Regions from separate parts of the Homo sapiens genome. Here region 2 is linked to region 1. A link is an interaction called in ENCODE POLR2A ChIA-PET data of the cell type or tissue named here. Cell type or tissue: Caco-2. All regions are shown on one strand. Links, peaks and the distances in the headings refer to the core of each region. The heading gives the core; the rest is flanking DNA. Region 1 overlaps PC (pyruvate carboxylase). Region 2 has its middle 18 kb from the start of ALDH3B2.

Region 1 (10,676 bases), core at 3,079-5,578:
CCGTCTCAAAAAAAAAAAAAAAAAAAAAAGAAATCTGTGTGTTGTCTGTTACTTTATGTACTCTAAGAGAATATGGTCTGTTTAGAATAACAAATCAGTCTTGAGATTCCAATTAAAACATGTAACTGAGGCCAGGCGTGGTGACTCACATCTGTAACCACATGATTTTGGGAGGCTGAGGCAGGTGGATCGCATGATAGCAGTTTGAGACCAGCCCTGGCAACACAGTGAAATCCCACCTCTACAAAGAAAATTTTTTAAAAGGCCAGGTGCAGTGGCTCATGCCTGTAATCCCAGCACTTTGGGAGACCAAGGCGGGCAGATCACAAGGTCGGGAGTTCGAGATCAGCCTGGCCAATATGGTGAAACCCCGTCTCTACTAAAAATACAAAAATTAGCTGGGCCACGCCTGTAATCCCAGCTACTCGGGAGGCTGAGGCAGAAGAATTGCTTGAACCCAGCAGGCGGAGGTTGCAAGTAGGCCAAGATCATGAAACCGCATTCCAGCCTGGGCAACAGAGTGAGACTCCATCTCAAAAAAAAAATTTTTTTTAAATCAGCCAGGCATGACGTGCATGCCATGGTCCCAGCTACTCAAGAGGCTGAGATGGGAGGATCGCTTGAGCATGGGAGGTCGAGGCTGCAGTGAGCCACGATCGCATCAGTGCAAGCCAGCCTGGGGCACAGAGCAAGACCCTGTCTCAAAACAAAAAACATGTAACTGAGTAGTTAGTTTAGACGTGTGATTTTACATAGAAATTTTACTAAGTTTAAAATCAGTACTGGCAGATGACAAACACATGACAAGATGCTCAACATCATTATCATTAGGAAAATTCAAATTGAAACCATGAGATACCACCATATACCTTTTTAAATGGCTAAAATTTAAAAGACTAACCATAGCCAGTGTTGGGGAGGATGAAGAGAAACTGGAACTCTCATACACAGCTGGTAGGAATGTAAAATACTACAACCACGTCAGAAAATTTGGCAGTTCAAGTTAAACATACATACAGCTACCACAGGATCCAGCCACTCCACTCCTAGGCATTTACCCAAGAGAAAAGGAAATATATGTTCACACAAAGACTTATACACAAATGTTCACAGTAGCTTTATTTGTAGATGCCAAAAAGTAGAAGCACCTGAGATGACCAACAAAGGTGACTGGATAAACTGTAATACCCATATAATGAAATCAGCAAAAAAAAAAAGCTGGGTGCGGTGGCTCATGCCTGTAATTCCAGCACTTTGGGAGGCCGAGGCGGGAGGATCACAAGGTCAGGAGATCAAGACCATTCTGGCTAACACAGTGAAACCCCGTCTCTACTAAAAATACAAAAACAAAATTAGCTGGGTGTGGTGGTGGGTGCCTGTAGTCCCAGCTACTCGGGAGGTTGAGGCGGAGCTTGCAGTGAGCCGAGATCGTGCCACTGCACTCCAGCCTGTGCGACAGAGCAAGACTCAGTCTCAAAAAAAAAAAAAGAACTGACCAGGAACAGTGGCTCATGCCTGTAACCCCAGCACTTTGGGAGGCCAAGGTGGAAAGTGGGAAGGACTGCTTGAGTTCAGGAGTTCAAGACAAGCCTAAGGGCCAGGTGCGGTAGCTCACGCAGGTAATCCCAACACTTTTCGAGGCTGAGGTGGGGTGGATCATTTGAGGTCAGGAGTCGAGACCAGCCTGGCCAACATGGTGAAACCCCCTCTCTACTAAAAATACAAAAATTAGCTGGGCGTGGTGGTGGGCGCCTCTAGTCCCAGCTACTTGGGAGGCTAAGGCAGAAGAATCGCTTGAACCCGGGAGGCAGAGGTTGCAGTGAGCCGAGATCATGCCACTGCACTCCAGCCTGGGCGACAGAGTGAGATTCCGTCTCAAAAAAAAAAAAAAAGCCTAAGCAACATACCGAGATCTCATCTCTACTAAAGATAGATAGATAGATAGATAGATAGATAGATAGATAGATAGATAGATAGATATGCCAGGCGTAGTGGCACACACCTGTAGTTCCAGCTACTCAGTGAGATGGGAGATCACTTGAGCCCAGAAGATCAAGGCTGCAGTGAGCTATGATCACGCCGCTATATTCCAGCTTGGGTGACAGAGCAAGACTCTGTCTTAAAAAAAAAAAAAAGAAGGAAATGAACTATCAATACAAGCAACAACATGGACATATCTCAACATAATTATGCTGAGTAAAAGAAGGCAGAGAAAAAAGAATATATACTGTATGAGTCAATTTATGTGAAATTCCAGAAAATGGAAACTAACCTATAGTAACAGAAAGCAGTTCCATGGTTTCCTGAAGAGTGAGGAGGCAGAGGGAGGAATTCCAAAGGTGATGAATGTGTTCACTCTCTGGACTGCAGTGATGGTTTCACAAGGGTACACATATGTTAAAACTTACTAAACTGTATACTTTAAATATGTGCAACTTATTATATCTCAGTAATACTCCAATAAAGCTATTGTAAAAACTAAAATGTATCACGCCTGTAATCCCAGCACTTTGGGAGGCCAAGGCGGGCTGATTGCTTGAGCTCAGGAGTTCGAGATGAGCCTGGGCAATGTGGTGAAACCCCGTCTCCACAAAAAGTACAAAAATTAGCCGGGTGTGGTGGCTTGAACCTGTAGTCCCAGCTACTCAGGAGTCTGAAAAGGGAAGATCACCTGAGCCTAGGAGGTAGAGGTTGCAGTGAGCTGAGACTGTGCCACTGTACTCCAGCCTGAGTGACAGAATCAGACCGTCTCAAAATAAACAAAAATAAACAAACAAAACATAAAACGGTATAGGAAAGTTTAAGAAAAGTGTAATATTCAGCTTCATTTATTAGATTTACAAGAGTCATTTAGGTATTAGAGGGTTTTTTTAATCAGAAAAATGGAAGAATTATTATTATTATTTATTATTATTATTATTTTTTTGAGATGGAGTCTTGCTGTGTCGCCAGGCTGGAGTGCAGTGGCATAATCTCAGCTCACTGCAACCTCCGCCTCCCGGGTTCAAGCGATTCTCCTGCCTCAGCCTCCCAAGTAGCTGGGATTACAGGCGCGTGACCACCACACCCAGCTAATTTTTGTATTTTTAGTAGCGACAGGGTTTCACCATGTTGGCCAGGATGGTCTCAATCTCTTGACCTCGTGATCTGCCCGCCTTGGCCTCCCAAAGTGCTAGGATTACAGGCGTGAGCCACCCACCATGCCCGGCCAGAAGAATTATTAAAATAGTTAACTGAAGTTGAATATGATTTATAAGTTCAATTGAAACATTTCAGAAGTTTCATCAAATTTGCAAATGGGACCAAGCATTAATCAAAAAGCCCCCTAAGGCCGGGGCGGCGGCTCACGCCTGTAATCCCAGCACTTTGGGAGGCCGAGGCGGGCAGATCACTTGAGTCAGGAGTTCGAGACCAGCCTGACCAACATGAAGAAACCCCGCCTCTACTAAAAATACAAATTAGCCAGCATGGTGGCGGGCGCCTGTAATCCCAGCTACTCAGGAGGCTGAGGCAGAAGAATCGCTTGAACCAGGAGGCGGAGGTTGCAGTGAGCCGAGATCGCGACAGAGCGAGACTCCATCGCAAAAAAAATAAATAAATAAAAGCCCCCTGAAAGTGACTGTTAAAATGTCCTAGAATCGTAAATAGATCAGAAAGATTTATAGGCTACACTTATAAGCTAAACTTAAAAGACTGGCCCTTAAAATAACTAGGTTTCTGAATTCATAATTTTAACAAATTGAAAATCAATTGTTTTCGACCAAAGTAATTTCTGAATAATCTTTGCATTACATAAAAATCCAGGGGTAGGAGTGGGTGTGGCATCCAAACCTCCCTCAGACATGCCACGCACCAGTCACCCGAAACTCACCAAGTCGCTTAGTCTCTAGTCTCTCTGAACCTCTGGTTCCTCACACATTGCAAGAGACAAATATTTTCCAGAATAAATAATATACTTATTATTAATGATTTAATATTAATACATTTCACATTGATACACAGCATGTACATGAGAAGAGGCTCCAAAGCAGCATAAAGTGATGTGCAAACGTAATAAATGGGCAGCATGTGTCACTTCATAGTAACTGCAGCACTCAGTGACAGACAAGAGAAAGGTGACACACATCCCCAGAGACTAAGTATGACTCAGCATGGCCAGGTCGTGGAATTTTCCCAAAGCCTCGTTGTGATGTCATGGTGGATGTCATCAGGAAAGGAGCTGCCACAGAAGCAGTCAGGCCCTTCCACACACAGGCAGTGGAAATGTACTCCCAGCTGTCCCGTGCCCTCCCGGCCCCACCTCTTTCTCTGGCCTCGAGGCATATCAGGACAAGGAGGTAACACAAGAGTAGGAAACCCGAGGTAGTGCTGGGAGTACCTGGGGTAACGCCTTCAGGCATAACACTTAACAACACAACAAAGGGCCACATCCATGTCCCCCCAGGAGAAAGCTGAAGAGGAGGGGAGGGTGACAAGCTTAGACTACAGAGCCTTAGTCCCTAGGCAAAGCTCAAGTCAGCAGTGCCTTGGGAACTGAGGAGCCAAACAAGCTTTGACAAATTACATAACCTGGAAGAAGAGGTCCCTTCTTGGTGACTGATTTTCCCTCTCTATTGATGGATCTAAGGGAAGACATCAATAAAATATGGCAATTTTAAAAGAAGAATAAACAATGGGATCAGCATCTTGGATTCTGCTAAGCAGCCTTCTCTAGGCTTCAGTTTCTTCAGTTCCATAAGACAAGTGGTTTGGGGGGAACCTTCCCCAACATGCCCACCTCTCATTGTAGGGATGCAAGTAAGAGAAATAACATCCAACTCTAGCAGCCAAGAATAAGAGGACAGAGCAAGCAGAGAGAGAACAAGGGGGTGAAACTCGTGGAGGGTGGAGTTCTTCCACGTTACGGCCATTCCCACCATGAGCCCATTGCCCTTACTCAATGGTAGCACGCAGACGGCACCTGCTGGCCCAAGACCTAGCTCCAAGGGAGGACTGCGGGAAATCTCACACAGGAAACCAGCTCCTGCGTCATGAAGGGTCGTCAGAGGAAAACCCCCACATAATGGGTGGAAAACCGAGAAAAACTCCTATACCAAGGAATCCCCACTCAGCACTGGATATGAGCTCTGGAGAAAGTTGTCCCTGAGCCACAAAGTCCCCAAGGCCACAGCGGGCCTGAAGGGAAGAGCATTATTGTTGTCACAAATGCTGGGAGAGCACCTGGTTCCCTGGCTCGGCTGCTCCTGCAGACCAGCAGGGGGAGAGGGGACTGGACTAGCAGGGGACCGGCGGGAGGGCTGTGGAATTTAGGCTGAGGGGAGGCCACTGAATCTCCCAGGCACCTGCCACCATGGAAATCCATGTTGGGGGAACTGTAAAAGCAGTAGAGGCCGGACGCGCTGGCTCACACCTGTAATCCCAGCATCTGGGGAGGCCGAAGAGGGCGGATCACCTGAGGTCAGGAGTTCGAGACCAGCCTGACCAACATGGTAAAATCCCATCTCTACTAAAAATACAAAAATTAGGCCGGGCACAGTGGTTCATGCCTGTAATCCCAGCACTTTGAGGGGCTGAGGTGGGTGGATCACAAGATCAAGAGATTGAGACCATCCTGGCCAACATGGTAAAACCCCGTCTCTACTAAAAATACAAAAATTAGCTGGGCATGGCAGCACACACCTGTAGTCCCAGCTACTCGGGAGGCTGAGGCAGGAGAATTGCTTGAACCCAGGAGGCAGAGGTTGCAGTAAGCCGAGCTTGCGCCACTGCACTCCAGCCTGGCAACAGAGCAAGACTCCGTCTCAAAAAAAAAAAAGAAAAAAAAAAACTTAGCCAGGTGTGGTGGCACATGCCTGTAAAATGTGCAGGGGAAGAAGGGCAGGTCCCTTTTTCCCCGTTGTTACCGTGACTGGCAAAGGTTGAGCGTCACCCTCTGGAAACCCGTGTCAAGTGACTTTACAACCAGCTGGCAGAACCACCTCACACCACAGCTGCCTGCTCTCCATGCTGACTCAAGGGGTCTTCTCAGAGACGGCCCAGCCCCAGGGATTCTTCCTGCCCAGCTTCCCAAGCTGACCATACCCTTCCAGAACCAGGGCCTTCTGCTGAGGCTGGCCAGCTGCCAAATGGGGCCAGCAGGGAGCCAGATGTCACTTTCCTGTAAAAATCAGGAGCAACTGGAAACAGACAAGACTGCTTAAACGGATATTATCCACAAATCAGAGCGCAGCCTTTTTTTATTGATTGAGCTTAAGACCTGACATGCCAAACTGCTGGCATCCACAGCTGCTCCTGGTGAAGACCCCCATGCATCCCGCCAGCCTGGATTCAGGCACAGGACTTACCCTTAGTGTTTGGTCAGCTCTCCAGAAGGCAGACACTATCTAAAGCAAAAGAAAAAACAGCATTACCCTCATTGCTCCAGGAACTTCCCAGAGAAAACAGGAGTGGCAAGAACACCGATTTTAGAACCCAGAGAACTTTTTCAGTCTTGTTACCCGGGCTGGAGTGCAATGGCGCAATCCCGGCTCACTGCAACCTCTGCTTCCCGGATTCAAGCGATTCTCCTGCCTCAGCCTCCTGAGGTAGTTGGGATTACAGGCATGTGCCACCACGCCCAGCTAATTTGGTATTTTTAGTAGAGATGGGGGTTTCTCCATGTTGGTCAGGCTGGTCTCGAACTCCCGACCTCAGGTGATCCACCCACCTCGGCCTCCCAAAGTGCTGGGATTACAGGTGTGAGCCACCGCACCCGGCCAAGAACTGTTTCTTTGCTTCCACTGAGGGCACCAGGAGGGTACAGAGCTGGAAGCGCCAGCTGTGCTGTCCCACTGCCTGGACTGCACCTCTTGTTACTCTGACAGCCGCTCTGTAATCACTCAAAGTCTGTTTCCTCATCTGTAAAATGGGAATAATAACAATGCCCATCTCACAGCGTACTAGGGAATACCCAATGAGGCAGCACACGCACAGCAGTGGCACCATGCCTGGCACAGAGGACACACTGGGACGTTAACCGACAGGCTAGGTGGGAAGCGCTTAAGTAAAACCCTTTTCTGCCACCCACTACACATGAACAAGAAGTTCTAGAAACAGTTCGTTTTATCTGAAGTGCTTTCTCTTCCTGCCCACTCCGTCCAGCCTCAGGCCCGCTTTCTCTGCATCTCCGCAGAGCTGTCTCTAATCCTTCAGGAGCTCCCTCTGAATACTGGGAGTCTGGTTCTTCTCTCACTCCACAACTTGAAACTAATAAGGAGCTGTCTTACGTGACCTGAGATGTGTACTCTATTTCCTGGCTATTTCCTCAAATCCTTTCCTGCAGAGACCCCTCTCTGCCATAAGTAAGAGCCCACCTCGTGTTTATGCCCATGGGAGCCCACAGTTGGTATTGTGTAATCACTTTTCGGAGTTTTATTGACTGCTTATTTCCGAAAAAGCCACACCTACCCTAGCCACTAGTCAATGAACAGCAAAATGGAAAAACAGGCCAGCAAGCTCAAATCCCTGTTCAGAGAAAACCAGCTGCCTTGACAGATAACGTCAAGGCTGAAATTCAATGTCTGGGGCACTCAAGTCAATAAAATATTTATTGAGCACATGCCTTGCACAAGGAACTGTATGTACACTCAGGCCCTGCCCACAAAGTGCCAAAAAGCAAGTTGTTAGGGGCTGGTTAAAAGAAGCAAAAATGGGATGGCACGTGAGAGGGACTCCAGCAGTGAGCCACCTAGCCTGCCTGGCTGTGTTACTCTGGGCGTTATTTCACCTCTCTGAGTTTCACCTATGAGAGTCCGTCATTTGTAAGAGATGGATCTAATAGGACCTTCGTAATAGGATTGTTGTGATAATCACATTATGTGTATGTAAGGGGCTTAGCAAGGCCGTCACCACCACACAGTAGTTGACTTTTATTATTAATAACAATAAATCATTACTTATCATCATCGTTATGAAAAGAGAGCCCAGTCCAACTGAATAGATTTGGCAAGCCTTAATAAAGTCCTGTGTCTCGAAGAATAATTTAATTTTGACAGGACAAGATAAGAAGCAAGGCCCTGCAGAAAACAAAGTCAACAAGAACAAGAGCAGAGGGGGGACCGTGAGAAGTGAGTTTGGGGTAACAGTGACTAATCTCACTATGGGGGCTGACACAGAAGAGGGTACCTGCGGAGGCAAATGGAAGAAAGAGCCCAACAGGTGGAATCATATTAGAGAGTCTTGAACGCCAAGATGAAGCAAGCTTTTCATTCGGTAAGTAAGAGGAAATGGTTTATTCTTTTGGCCATTTCCCATCTTCCACCGTCAGGCCCGACTCCTTTGGCAAAGTGTCCACAGGTGAGACTAGAAGGCAGCTAAGAGAAAGAGAGGAAGGCACGGTCAGTCAGGCCCAGGTGAGGTTTCAGAGTGAGCAGGCAAAATGCCCTGCTGCTGTGAAGGAGGCCTCTGGGTGAGAAACCTGCCCCAAAGCAGGAACTTTCAGGATACAAGAAACGGGGCCCATTCAGATGGGGGCAGGACGATATTGGGAGGCAGCCAAAGAGAAGGCCATGCTCATCCTCAATGAAAATGTTGACCAGAGGCCGGGTGCAGTGGCTCACGCCTGTAATCCCAGCACTTTGGGAGGCCAAGGCAGGTGATCACCTGAAGTCAGGAGTTCGAGACCAGCCTGCCCAACATAGTGAAACCCCATCTCTACTAAAGATACAAAAATTAGCCAGGCAAAGGGTTGGTGCCTGTAATCCCAGCTACTCAGGAGGCTGAGGCAGGAGAATCACTTGAATCCGGGAGGCAGAGGCTGCAGTGAGCCAAGATGGTGCCACTGTACTGCAGCCTGGGCAACAAAACAAGACTCCGTCTCCAAAAAAAAAAAAACACAGAAAACGTTGACCTGAACGAGGCCTCCAGCCCATGCAGAAGGTGCCAGTGAGAAATGTGGATTGCCAGATTTACTGCCATACTGACCTTGGTGCTGGCCATCCCTGCCACCTCCAAAAGTAACTCCTTTCCGTATTCCCCATCTTGCACCCTTCTCTCCTCACTGGTTCCCAGTTTGACCCCTTTTCAACTAATTCACCCAAAACACTCATTAGGCACCTACTTGTTCCTGGCACTATTAGGTACTGAGAGGACAGAGGGAAGAGGGACACAGGGAACTGTGGCTTGGGATAAGAGTAGTGAATCTGAGGTCCTGCCCTGCCACTGGTCCCAGAGCCCCCATGAGTGGTGGTGGGAGGACAGGTACCTATCACAGTGCCTGGGGCACTGGAAGTGAGACCGGGTGAAAGCAAGGAGCAGGACAAAAAAGGGAAAAGGGCCTGGGGGACCTACTGTGGGCTACCAGGGACAACCTTCTAGGGGAGATCTTGGAGGTGAGGACTGGCACAGGGAACCGAGTCAGCCAGGCTGCAGCGGGCTTCAGTAGAAAGACAGAAGGCGTTATGACACATGAGGGTACATTGGGGTAAACTGAGGAAACTTTGGATGACAGCCTAATTAATTCAAAAAGCAGATACTGAGCAACTGTAGTGAACAAAGCCCCTTCCCTAAGAGCAGGGCACAGCAGGGTGAAGGAGCCATTAGTAAACAAATGACGGCTGCTTTCAGGGAGCTTACCAGAACACCATGGGACACAATCTGCAGCTCAGGCCTGCAGCTGGGCCCTCAGAGCCCTGTCTGCCTTTTGGGCTTTTTTTTTTCTTTTTTTTTGACAGGGAGTTTCATGCTGTCGCCCAGGCTGGAGTGCAGGGGCGTGATCTCAGCTTACTGCAACCTTCAACTCCCAGGTTCAAGCAATTCTCCTGCCTCAGCCTCCTGAGTAGCTGGGATTACAGGTGCCCGCCACCAGGCCTGGCTAGTTTTTGTATTTTTAGCAGAGAAGGGGTTTCACCATGTTGGCCAGGCTGGTCTCGAACTCCTGACCTCAGGTGATCCACCCGCCTCGGCCTCCCAAAGTGCTGGGATTACAGGCATGAGCACCGCGCCCAGCCCCGTCTACCTTTGCATCTAATCTTGCTTCCTCAGTTTGGTTTCCAGTCACTGACTTACCTGCACCTTAGCAAATCCTAGTGCCCTCACCTGGTTACATCTCCTGTAGAGGCCTCTTCCCAGTGACCAATCAAGTTTCTTACACCCAACAGTGAAGCTGTTTCCCCCACATTCTCCTTCCACCTTCCTCAGCCTTCCTCTTCCAGTTCTAATTGCTTGAAACCTCTGTAACTGGCCAGGCATGATGGCTCATGCCTATAATCCCAGCACTTTGGGAGGTCGAGGTGGGCGGATCACCTGAGGTCAGGAGTTCAAGACCAGCCTGGCCAACATGGTGAAACCCCATCTCTACTAAAAATACAAAAAATAGCCAGGTGTGGTGGCATGCGCCTGTAATCCCAGCTACTCAGGATGCTGAGGCAGGAGAATCGCTTGAACTCGGGAGGCGGAGGTTGTGGTGAGCTGAGATCACACCGCTGCACTCCAGCCTGGGCGACAAGAGCGAAACTCCATCTCAAAAAACAAAAACAAAAAAACCTCTTTAACAAAACCTCTCCAGAATAAAACTTTCTAGCTGCTGAAATCCAATCACTGTTTCTCCACTGCAGCGGCATCAAAAAGAGGTCCACAACTCACCTCCTCCACGAAGCCTTCCCAAGCCCATCCCCTTCCAGGCCATTTCTCCTCTCTCT
Region 2 (10,676 bases), core at 3,379-5,878, 740 kb after region 1:
TGTATGGCTGCTGATATTGTTTTATTATCCATTTTAACTTGATTACCTTATAGTCAAAGAATCTCATATATATAGCCAGATTCTTGAAATTTCCTTTTTTTATTTTTTATCTTTTTTGAGACAGAGTCTCACTCTCTCGCCCAGGCTGGAGTGCAGTGGCATGATCTCAGGTCACTTCAACCTCTGCCTCCCGGGTTCAAGTGATTCTCCTGCCTCAGCCTCCCGAGTAGCTAGAACTACAGGCACGTGCCACCACGTCTGGCTAAGTTTTGTATTTTTAGTAGAGATGGGGTTTCACCATGTTGGCCAGGCTGGTCTCAAACTCCTGATCTCAGGTGATCCACGTGACTCAGCCTCTCAATGTGCAGGGATTATAGGCATAAGCCACTGTGCCTGGCCTGAAATTTCTTAAGACTTGCTTTGGTGCATGGTATGTGATCAATTTTATGACTGTTTCATGTGTGCTCAAAAGCACATGCCTCCTTCTGCCACATATATATATATATATATATATATATATATATATATATATATATATGTATGTATGTATTTCCATTAGCTCAATTTTGCTAATTCTGTTGTTCAAATCTTTTATCATATTACTATTTTGCCAGTTTGACCTATTTGTTTCTGAAGGAAGCGTGGATTGGGCAAATTTTCCTCCTAATTCTGTCCATGTTTTATTTCTATATTTTGAGGACATGCTGTTAGGTAGTGCTATAGACTGAATGTTTTTATCTCCTTTAAATTCCCATGTTGCAACCCTAACCCCCAATATGATGGTATTAAGAGGTTGGACCTTAGGGAGGTAATCAGGTTGAGATGAGGTCCTGAAGGTGGGGTCCCGGATGGAGTTTTCTTCCTTATAAGAAAAGGAAGAGACCAGGTGCGGTGGCTCACACCTGTAATCCCAGCACTTTGGGAGGCCAAGGCGGGCAGATCACCTGAGGTCGGGTGTTTGAGACCAGCTTGGCCAACATAGTGAAACCCTATCTCTACTAAAAATACAAAAATTAGCCAGGCATGGTGGTGGGTGCCTGTAATCCTAGCTACTTGGGAGGCTGAGGCAGGAGAATCCCTTGAACCCAGGAGGTAGAGGTTGCTGTGAGCCGAGATCGGGCCCCTGCACTCCAGCCTGGGCAACAGAGTGAGACTCTGTCTCAGAAAAAAAAAAAAAAAAAAAAGAAAGAAAAGGAAGAGACACCAGATATCTCTCTGTCTCTCTCTCTCTCTCTCACTCACTCTCTCTCTCTCTCTCTGTACCATATAAGGAGACAGCAAGAAGGCAGCCTTTGGAAAGCCAGGAGGAGGGCCCTCACCAGGAACCAAATCAGTCAGCACCTTGATCTTGGACTTCCCAGCCTTCAGACTATGAAAAATAAATTTCTGTTTAAGCCACCTAGTCTGTAGTATTTTAGTACAGCAGCCTGAACTGACTAATACAGTATTTGTGAGGGCTCTGATTTTTTCTAAGTGTTGGCAAGGATGTGGAGCAATTGGAATCCTCAGACGCTGCTGGTGGAGATGGGGAATCGTGTGCCTGCTATGGAAAACAGCGCGGTGGCTCCTCAAAAGTTAAACATTGAATTGCCATGTGACCTAGCAATTGTGTTCCCAGGTATATACCCAAAAGAATTGAAAATAAGCATTCAAACAAATACTTGTACACAAATGTTTACAGCAGTGCCATTCACAATGGCCCAAATGTGAAAACAATCCAAGGGTCCATCACAGATAAACAAAATGTGGCCCATCCAGACAACGCAATATTAGCCATAAAAACAAATGGAGGTGGAGCACGGTGGCTCACACCTGTAATCCCAGCACTTTGAGAGGCCAAGGCAGGTGGATCACCTGAGGTCAGGAGTTTGAGACCAGCCTGACCAACATGGTGAAACCCTGTCTCTACTAAAAATACAAAAATTAGCCGGGTGTGGTGGCACATGCCTATAGTTCCAGCTACTTGGGAGGCTGAGGCAGGAGAATCACTTGAACCTGGGAGGCAGAGGTTGCAGGGAGCTGAGATCACACCACTGCACTCCAGTCTGGGTGACAGAGCGAGACTCCATCTCAAAACAAAACAAAACAAATGGAGTTTGACTGTGAACCCAAAACTGCTCTGAAAAACGAAGTCTATGTTTGAAAAAAGGATGAAGTATGGACACATGCTGCAACCTGGCTTAACCTGGAGAACACTGTGCTAAGTGAAAGAAGCCAGGCACATACTGTACGGTCCTATTTGTATGAAATGGCCAGCATGGGCAAATCCCCGGAGGTAGAAAGCAGATTGGCAGTTGCCAGGGGATGGAGGTGTGGGGAATGGGGAGTGATTGCTTATGGGCACACAGTGTTCTAGAGTGTTGGAGTGTTGGAGTGTTGAAAAAGCCCCCAAGGGCCATCCAGCCTCCATCTTCTGACACCACTTTTGCTTCGTGGCTCTCAAGACAAGGGGAAAATTTAGTGTTTCTTAGAAACTTAACAGGATGCGGTAAGGTCAGGCACTTCCAAGAGCTGACCCATCAGTCAGCCCTTACTCATCCCCAAGCAGAGGTATAGTGGTATTGTGGAGGGCCTTTGCTGGACACTCTGCCAAATAATTGGACCTTACTTGTACTCTAGTTGAACTGGCTATCCCTTTTACCCTGGCAATTCATCAACCAGAAAAACAACAACAACAACAAAAAACACGACATCGTAAAACAAGAGAAGCCAGTCTTGGGTCCTTTGACCCCCATGTTTATTTAGATGGAACTAGCATTCCACAAGGTATACCAAATAAATTCAAAGCTAGAGATCAAATAGCCACGGGGTTCAAATCCCTCCTCCCACAAATAACAATAAAAACATAGGGACATCAGCAGAAGAATGTAAGTAGGGTAATCTATACATTTTATAAGGGGACAATCCAACATCTTTCCTAGGGGCAGTTTTAATTTTTAATAAAGCAATAGGAAGACGTTTAGTTCATGGCAAGCAAGTCATTAGGACTGATTTAGTTACATGATTTTTAAGAGTTTGATTTATCCTTTTTACTCCTCCCGAAGAGGATGGATGCCAAGGAATGTGATATTCCCACTTTATGTCTAGTACTTAGGGCAGTACTAGATAATAACACGTGCAGTAAAATGGGTTTCATTGTGTGAATTAATATTTTTTATTAAGCTAAACCTAGGTACAATATGTTTAATTAAGGCTTTGACTGCATTACTGGCAGTTACACTTGAAAAAACAATGGCTTTTACCCAGTGGGTAAAATGATCTACTATTACTAATAAATATTTTAGGCCACCAATTGGGGGCATTTTACTATAGTTAATTGGAACACTTTGAAATGGCCATCGTCCTGGATTTTTTCCTCTAAGGGGTAACTTTTTTTAAGGCTTGTTTATTTGTGTTTTTTTTTTTTTTTTTTTTTTTTGCAAATTAAATAACTGTAACTTGTTTGGCTAAAGTATAAACTTTAATGCATCCATAAACAGAACTGCATCACACATAGCTTGGGGATCCTAATTACTTCCCTGATGTAGTTGGGACAAAATTTCTCTTATAAGATGCTTGGATAACATTTCTCTTTGATCTGGAAGTATCCATCTTCCTTTTGAATTTTTTTTGAGCTCTAATCTTTTCTAACTTTTTCGTCTTGAGAGAAAATAGGAACTACAATAGGAGAAGGGAGACAAGGGGTTAAATGAAAAATGCACGTCTCAGAAACAGCAGCCTGCTTTGCTATTTGGTCTGCAAGATTGTTTCCTCGACTTTTAAAAGAAAAGTTAGGTTGGTGTCCTGGAACATGGACAATGGCTATTTCTTCAGGTAACTGAAGATTATTAAAAACATGAACAATTAGTGTTTCACGAGGAAGTTCTTTACCTTTACTGTTAATTAGTCCTTGCTTAGCCCCAATTTTCCCAAATGTATGAGATACCCCAAAGGCATATTTAGAGTCAGTATAGATGGTTTTTACCTGGTTCTGTAAATATTTTAGGGCGTGACTGTGAATAACTCGCAAGGTTGGGCAGACTAACTATTTGATAATCTTCCTGATTTTACTTCTTTTAAGATCTTCCTATAATTATAGCATATCCATTATGTCATGTCCCTTCAATTACCCGGGAGGAGACATCTATAAATAGATGTCGCTCTGTTTTAAAAGGGGTCTCTACTAAATCTGGCCTAACTTTTGTATGATAGTCAATTAAATCTAACCACAAATGTTCTTTTTTTGAGCAGTAGGTTTCCTGTTAAGAAGCTTGCTGGATTTCAGGAATTATCTGTTAAATCATCTTTTTTTTTAATAGAATAGCCTCATATTTTAAGATTCTAGAATCAGTAAGCCATCTCCCAGCTTTTTGGTTTAGGATCACCTTAACTTGGTGAGGGGTGCTCACTGTTAGGTACCCTTCAAAAGTTAATTTCTTACTTTCTTCAACTAGTATTGCTGTGGCTGCTAGAGACTGAATACACGGAGGCCATCTACTGGCAACTGGATCTAATGCTTTTGATAGAAAGGCTACTGGTTGTTGACCGCCTCCATGTTCTTTAGTGACCACCCTACTCTATTGTCTACATTCACAAAAAGATGACATGATTTTCTGAAGAGGGTAAGGCTAGGATGGGAGCAGTGATGAGTCTTTCTTTTAATTTCTCCACTTGATTAACTTCTTTAGAAGTCCATATAAGGGGATGCGTTTCCTCTTTAGTTAATTTCTTATATAAGAGCTTACTTTTTAATGCATATGAGTCCATCCATAAACGACAGTACCCAACTAATCCCAGGAATTTTTTAAGTTCTTGTTTGGTTCGGGGCAAGGGTAGAGACATGATTTTCTCAATTTTGGGGGGTCTTATTTTTCTTTTATCTGCACTTATTAAATGGCCTAGATATTTAACTTTAGGTTCTACATATTGAAGCTTTTCTTTTGAAACCCATAACCCTTTATCTTGTAGGTGGTTAAGAACTTTTGTAGAAAGTCCAGCTACCTTTTCTATCTCTTCCTTAGATGTAAGAATATTATCTACATATTGAAGAAAGCATAACTGTTTTGGGACAATAATTTTTTTTAAATACTTGACAAAAAAGATTGGGAAAATCTGTAAATCCTTGGGGTAAAAACTGTCCACCTGTATTGTTGCTTTTGCCTAAATAGGGGTCCTCCCACTCAAAGGCAAATATATTTTGGCTGTCTTTAGCCAAAGGACATGCCTAAAATGTATCTTTTAAGTCTATTACTGTGAACCACTGATGACTATATGGAATTTTACTAAGAATAGTGTAGGGGTTAGGCCCAACAGGATGAGTGGTTTGAACTATTTGATTGATAGCTCTAAGATTTTGCACTAATTGGTATGATTCATCTGATTTTTTTGACTGGTAACATTGGAGTATTGTATGGAGACATAGAAGGTTCAATAGCCCATCTTTAATAAGTCTTTTGATTACAGGCTTTAACCCTATTCTTCCTTCTAAAGGAATAGGGTATTGCTTTCTTTTTACTATTTCCCCTGGAGTCTTTAACTGAACATGTGTTGGAGGAATCTGTAAATTTCCCTGATTACCTTCCCTTGACCAGACAGCTGGATGAATGTATTTTTTATCTGCTATAGCTAACAAATTTAAAGAGGTTAGGAAACCTTTTGGACTAACTTGTAAACCTATACCTAACTTTAACGTTAAATCTCTTTCTAACAAATTGGCTTTTGCTTTAGGAATTAATAAAAATTGTATATAAACTAATCAATTTATATATTTAACTTCTGTATTTTCTAAAACTTTTGCCTTGAATCCTTCCCCTTTAACCCCAGAAACTGTTAATTCCTTTGGGGAACAAACTAAATGAGCTGAAGGAAAACAGACAGGTGAATGGGCTTCTCCTGAGTCGACTAAAAAGGTGATTAATTTATGTCTGGGTCCCACCTCTAAATTTATCAAGGGCTCTTGGTGGGACTCAAAATAGAAAAGTCAGAGCCCCTGACCCCCCTATTCTTCTTTAAAAGTGGTCACAAGTGGGGGAGCTTTTTCTGCCTTTTCTAACTTGGGACATTCCCTTTTAAAACGACCTGGTCTCCCGCATCTGTAACATCTGTCTTTTCCTTCCTCCCTACCAAGCCCAAAGCTTCTTTGCTTCTCCTCTTTATTTTCACATCCACAGCTCCTATGACACTTACTTTGACATTTTTTTCTAAAATACTGACCTGGCCGGGCGCGATGGCTCACACCTGTAATCCCAGCACTTTGGGAGGCCGAGGCGGGCAGATCACGAGGTCAGGAGATCCAGACCGTCCTGGCTAACACGTGAAACCCCGTCTCTACTAAAAATACAAAAAATTAGCTGGGTGTGGTGGCGTGGGCCTGTGGTCCCAGCTACTCAGGAGGCTGAGGCAGGAGAATGGCGTGAACCTGGGAGGCGGAGCTAGCCGAGATCGCACCACTGCACTCCAGCCTGGGTGACAGAGTGAGACTCCATCTCAAAATAAATAAATAAATTAATAAATTAATAAATTAGTTTAAAAAAATAAATACTGACCTTGCCTTCTTTTTTTGTTTTGCATTTTTGAATTCCTAAACTTTTTCCTTTTGCCTCCCCTAGAGAATTTTATAGGCCCAGGTCTAGATCTGGTCTCTGGCATCGTCTGCCAGAGACTAGTGAATTTTGCCAAAAGATTTTTGCTTTTTGCCTTTGTCTTTCCTTATTTTTTTACATATAGTTTTTGAGCCTTTTTAAATAACTTTTTTATTGATTTTTTAAATTTTCTAATTTTTGTAACTTTTTAGTAATGTCTGGCCAACTGTGAGTAACAAAGTGCAGTTTTAACATTCCTTGCCCAAGAGGGCTTTCTGGGTCTAAGTTAGCATTTTTTTTATTTGTTCTTTTAATTTATCTATGAACCTCATAGGTCCTTCATCTTTCTTTTGTTGGACATTAAATGCTTTGGAAAGGTTTTGGGGTCTGGGTGCTGACTTTTGAATCCCCCTGATTATTATTTTTTAAAAAATTCCTTATATTATTTCGGTGGGCAGCATTATTTTATCCCACTGCGGGTCCTGAGCAGGGAATTTATGATTTGCTGCCAGAACATTTTGACCTGGAGGATGTTTACGTTCCCAGATCGTATTTCTTTTTTTCCTTGAAAAAATAATACCTAGGATGCACACTGATTCAGCCCAAGTATATAACTGTGGGCCTAAAAACTGATCAATTTGATCTGCCACCCTGTTAGGATTATTTAACAGTGGCTTTAGTTCTCTTTTTATACTCCAAACTTCAGACCCAGTAAGGGGAGCATCCACAAAACCAATAGCTTCTCCTCCTTGGGGAACTTTCCTTAAAGGAAAGAATGTTGAAGTTAACTTTTTTGGGGGGCAGGAAAAGGGAAATTCTGAATATCCTTCTTACATTGTTTTAATTTTTGTTGGAGTCTTTTCTTTAAAGAAGGATATTTAGAATTTTTAGGCTCCTGGGATTCACAAGAATCTGGGTTATATGGGGGAGGCCTGGAGTGGCAGGGGGGCCTGGAGTGGCAGGGGGGCCTGGAGTGGCAGCTGGGTCAGGGATCAGGTCCAGAAGGGGATCTAGGACAGCAGCAGCTACCTGGGGAGGTGTCAGCAGGTTATTAAGAAACGGGGGAAGGTGGTCTAGAGGGTCCTATCTCTTATTAGATAAGGCCATTTTTGACTGTTTTTTATTTTCTAGTCCCCCTTTGATCGTTTTTAAAGGATAAAGAATAATATAGGCCCTTGCCGCTAGCATAAAGCATAATCAATTTTTCTTGTGACACAGGACTTTTGCTATAAACATATATTATTAAAAGTTGACAGATTTAATCTTTATCTGACCTAAATTTTGACCAAAAAACCGCTGGCTTGAGAATTGGCTTTTTAGTCCAAATAAAGCAACAATACTTAATTATCTGCTGCTTTTTTTAAATTTAGTTTTTTTATTATCTTTCCAATACTTTAACATGAGCCTTAAAGGACTATCGGGAGGGATTTGATAACTTGCATCTTTTTTTGCCCCCGATTTACTAGAAACCTTTCCCATATTGAATATCAGGTAGACTTAACCTCTTAATCCTAGAGATTTCTTGTCTATCCTGTTTTTTCCTGGCTTGCTTATATTTTTAACCTTAACGTGCTTGAGGTTTCGTTTTCCCTGAGGAGGATTTAACTCCTCTTTTTCTTTCTGGAGGCTTTTTACACTCTTCACTCGCTTTGTCCTACCTGGCCACTTTCCTCACGGGAATTTAGGCCCCTCTTAGCATTGGCGTGCCGGTATAAACCCCAAGGCAAGATCCGCCTTAAGCCGTATGAGGTAGCCACGGAACCGCAGGCAAGACTCACTCGCTCGGTCCAGCAGTAGGACTTATCATGATTTACACAAGCAACACCAGCTGCAGTGAGGCTTGTGACTATTCACACACACTTTTAACCTCCAGAATATCCCGACCACCAAGCAAGTACTTTGTCGCACCCTTGCGACGTTTCTTTACTTTGCTCTGTGAACAGAGTTTATCTGGTCCCCGAGGCAGTGCAATGCAAGCCTATTCGCCGTTTTCCACGTTGCTGAGGGTCCGGGTTTATTCATCACAACAGGTAAGTCCGGATTCCCAGTCCCTGAGGCCACCGCAGTAAGGCAGTGGGGCGCCTCCCCTTGGTGGGGGGGCGGGAATCAGAGACCCCGACCCGAAGGAGACTGGGTGATCCCAGACGAGCCCCCAAGACTGTTAGAAATAAATCCTTATTCCCCGATGTCACAAAGAAGAATCAGCAGACGAAAAGCTTCCTCAGCAAGGTGATTTTTACCTTCTGCAGAAAGAGTGCTGCCCGTCCGCAATCCTGCCACGATCGCATACAAAATAAAAAAGGCACTAGAATATTTATCCCTTACGCATGAGGTCCCTATTGCCATGTCACTGGCTGGAGCCAGACCTTACCACCTAAACTAAAACCCGATTGGCTAACAGTTTAAACTTTTTTAAATAGGTAAAGGCAGGGAGGAACGAAGGAAAAAAAGGAAGTTGCTTAGGAAAGGACTTAGAAAAGTAATAATATTCCCAAATAAGGGAGGAGTGTACGCTGCAATCTGGGAAATGCCTGGACACGTCCAGCACGAATATTTTGACTAAGGTACAAGGACGTAGAATGTACTACGTGCCTGTGAGCATGTTTAACATAGATATTGAAGTCAGAGTATGCTTATTCTGTTACATTTGCTACATAAGGCATAACAGAGAGGTATTACTATAAAATAAGAAACTTGAAGAAAGTTAGTTCTGAGAAAAGATATCAATAACATTTATGATTTAAAGGGGAAGCTTTGAAGAGGAACCTTTGCTTTCTACAGTCAAGGTCTCACTAAGTTGCCCAGGCTGGTCTTGATCTGCCCGCTGTGGCCTCCTAAAGTCTGGGATTGCAGGCATGAGCCACTGTGCCTGGCCCTTCCTTTTGGAAGCCCGGTTTGAATACTGCCCTCTTGTTTTTAGCTATTTGTTATGGCAGCAACCCACCTGCAATACAAAAATCCAGACAAGTTATCTGCTGCAGTATAACAAATTACCCCAAAACTGAGAGGCTTAAAACAGTTCTCAGTTATGATTCCACGGCTTCTCCAGGTCAGGAATCTGGCTGCAGCTTAGCTGGGCCCTCTGGCTCACAGTCCCTCCCAGGCTGCAACCCAGGCATCGTACTTGATGTGGGAATTGCTGTGGACCAGTGCCTGCTTCAGGCTTCCCACCAACCCCTTCCTGGCTTTGAACAGAAATAGCCACAGCAGGCATCTTAGGTGTCATAGACAGAGAGACTCTATTTTTGTTGTTTGATCACCGACAGCTTCTATGTCCCCATCCCTCCACTTTGCCCCATATCTGGGTGGCCCAATCAGAGAGCCCAAGGGTGCCCTCTGTCTCTTGGCATGAGTGGGAATTTCAAACCACATCAGCCCCAGGCTGCACCTGGGCACCTCCACCCGGGTCATCCTTCTGCACGGCAGAAACCTGAGGCCACTTCTTCCCTCCCCACACAGCTTATTCTGCTCCAGACCAACCTTGAGCCCTCCTGTGGGAGGAAGGGCTGTTTCTCCTCTTGCTGTTTATTATGTGAGTGATAAATTTGATGTCATGTCCATTGGTGCCAATGTCTTTCATCCCAGTATCCACAAATCCCTGGGTGGGGGCCGCCCAGTGTCCGGCAGGGATGCCAGGCACCCAAATCACACAATTTATGCTGGGAACCGGAGGGCTGGATGCCGATCCTACATAGCATGTGTTTCTTCTCTCACTCTTGGCTTACTCACCAGGTCCATACCACAGGTAGTGGGCTCAGACTGGCCTGGACCGTCTTGGCCGATTGCTGGCACGCCTGTGCTCTGGGCCACATCACTTTAGGGTGGTTCTCCTGGGATTTTCCAAGCATCTGCTTTAAAAGTAGCAGCTTAAGCCAGAGGTAATGATGGGGAAAGGGGGCTGAGGAGCCAGACATAAAGTGAATCCTGACCCCAGACTGGACCCTAGTAGTTGGTAGCATCATTCATTGGAGGGAATGGTTATATGTCTCAGCCAGAAGCTGGCCCCACATTTCCCAAACGCTGCACGTAAAAAGGCAAGAACTCCCCGCGGGGGCCACTGTTTGAACAAGAATTTATGTGGTGTTCAGAGCCCCAGGATTCCCATGGCAGAGGTTC

Evidence for each region. ChIA-PET counts read pairs that join two places held together with the same protein. Peaks named below come from ENCODE experiments on the same cell type or tissue, not always from the same donor. Only the 100,000 strongest peaks of a DNase experiment are listed, where the experiment ranks them.
Region 2: POLR2A ChIA-PET joins it to region 1 with 11 read pairs; 1 of 35 experiments calls an interaction of 5 or more read pairs at or near these places.

What each region holds. Positions count from the first base shown.
Region 1 is chr11:66,946,086-66,956,761 of GRCh38, forward strand. It overlaps PC (pyruvate carboxylase), which reads right to left. Exons shown (of 23, transcript NM_001040716.2): 2 at 8,164-8,351; 3 at 6,345-6,383. Among named protein-coding and RNA genes, the nearest start is that of PC, 7.0 kb to the right of the region's middle. In Caco-2, for the core only: no CTCF peak of the experiment used is centred there; a DNase peak (open chromatin) is centred at 4,186.
Region 2 is chr11:67,686,872-67,697,547 of GRCh38, forward strand. No RefSeq gene overlaps it. Among named protein-coding and RNA genes, the nearest start is that of ALDH3B2, 18 kb to the left of the region's middle. In Caco-2, for the core only: a CTCF peak has its summit at 4,468 (motif pointing left); a DNase peak (open chromatin) is centred at 4,490.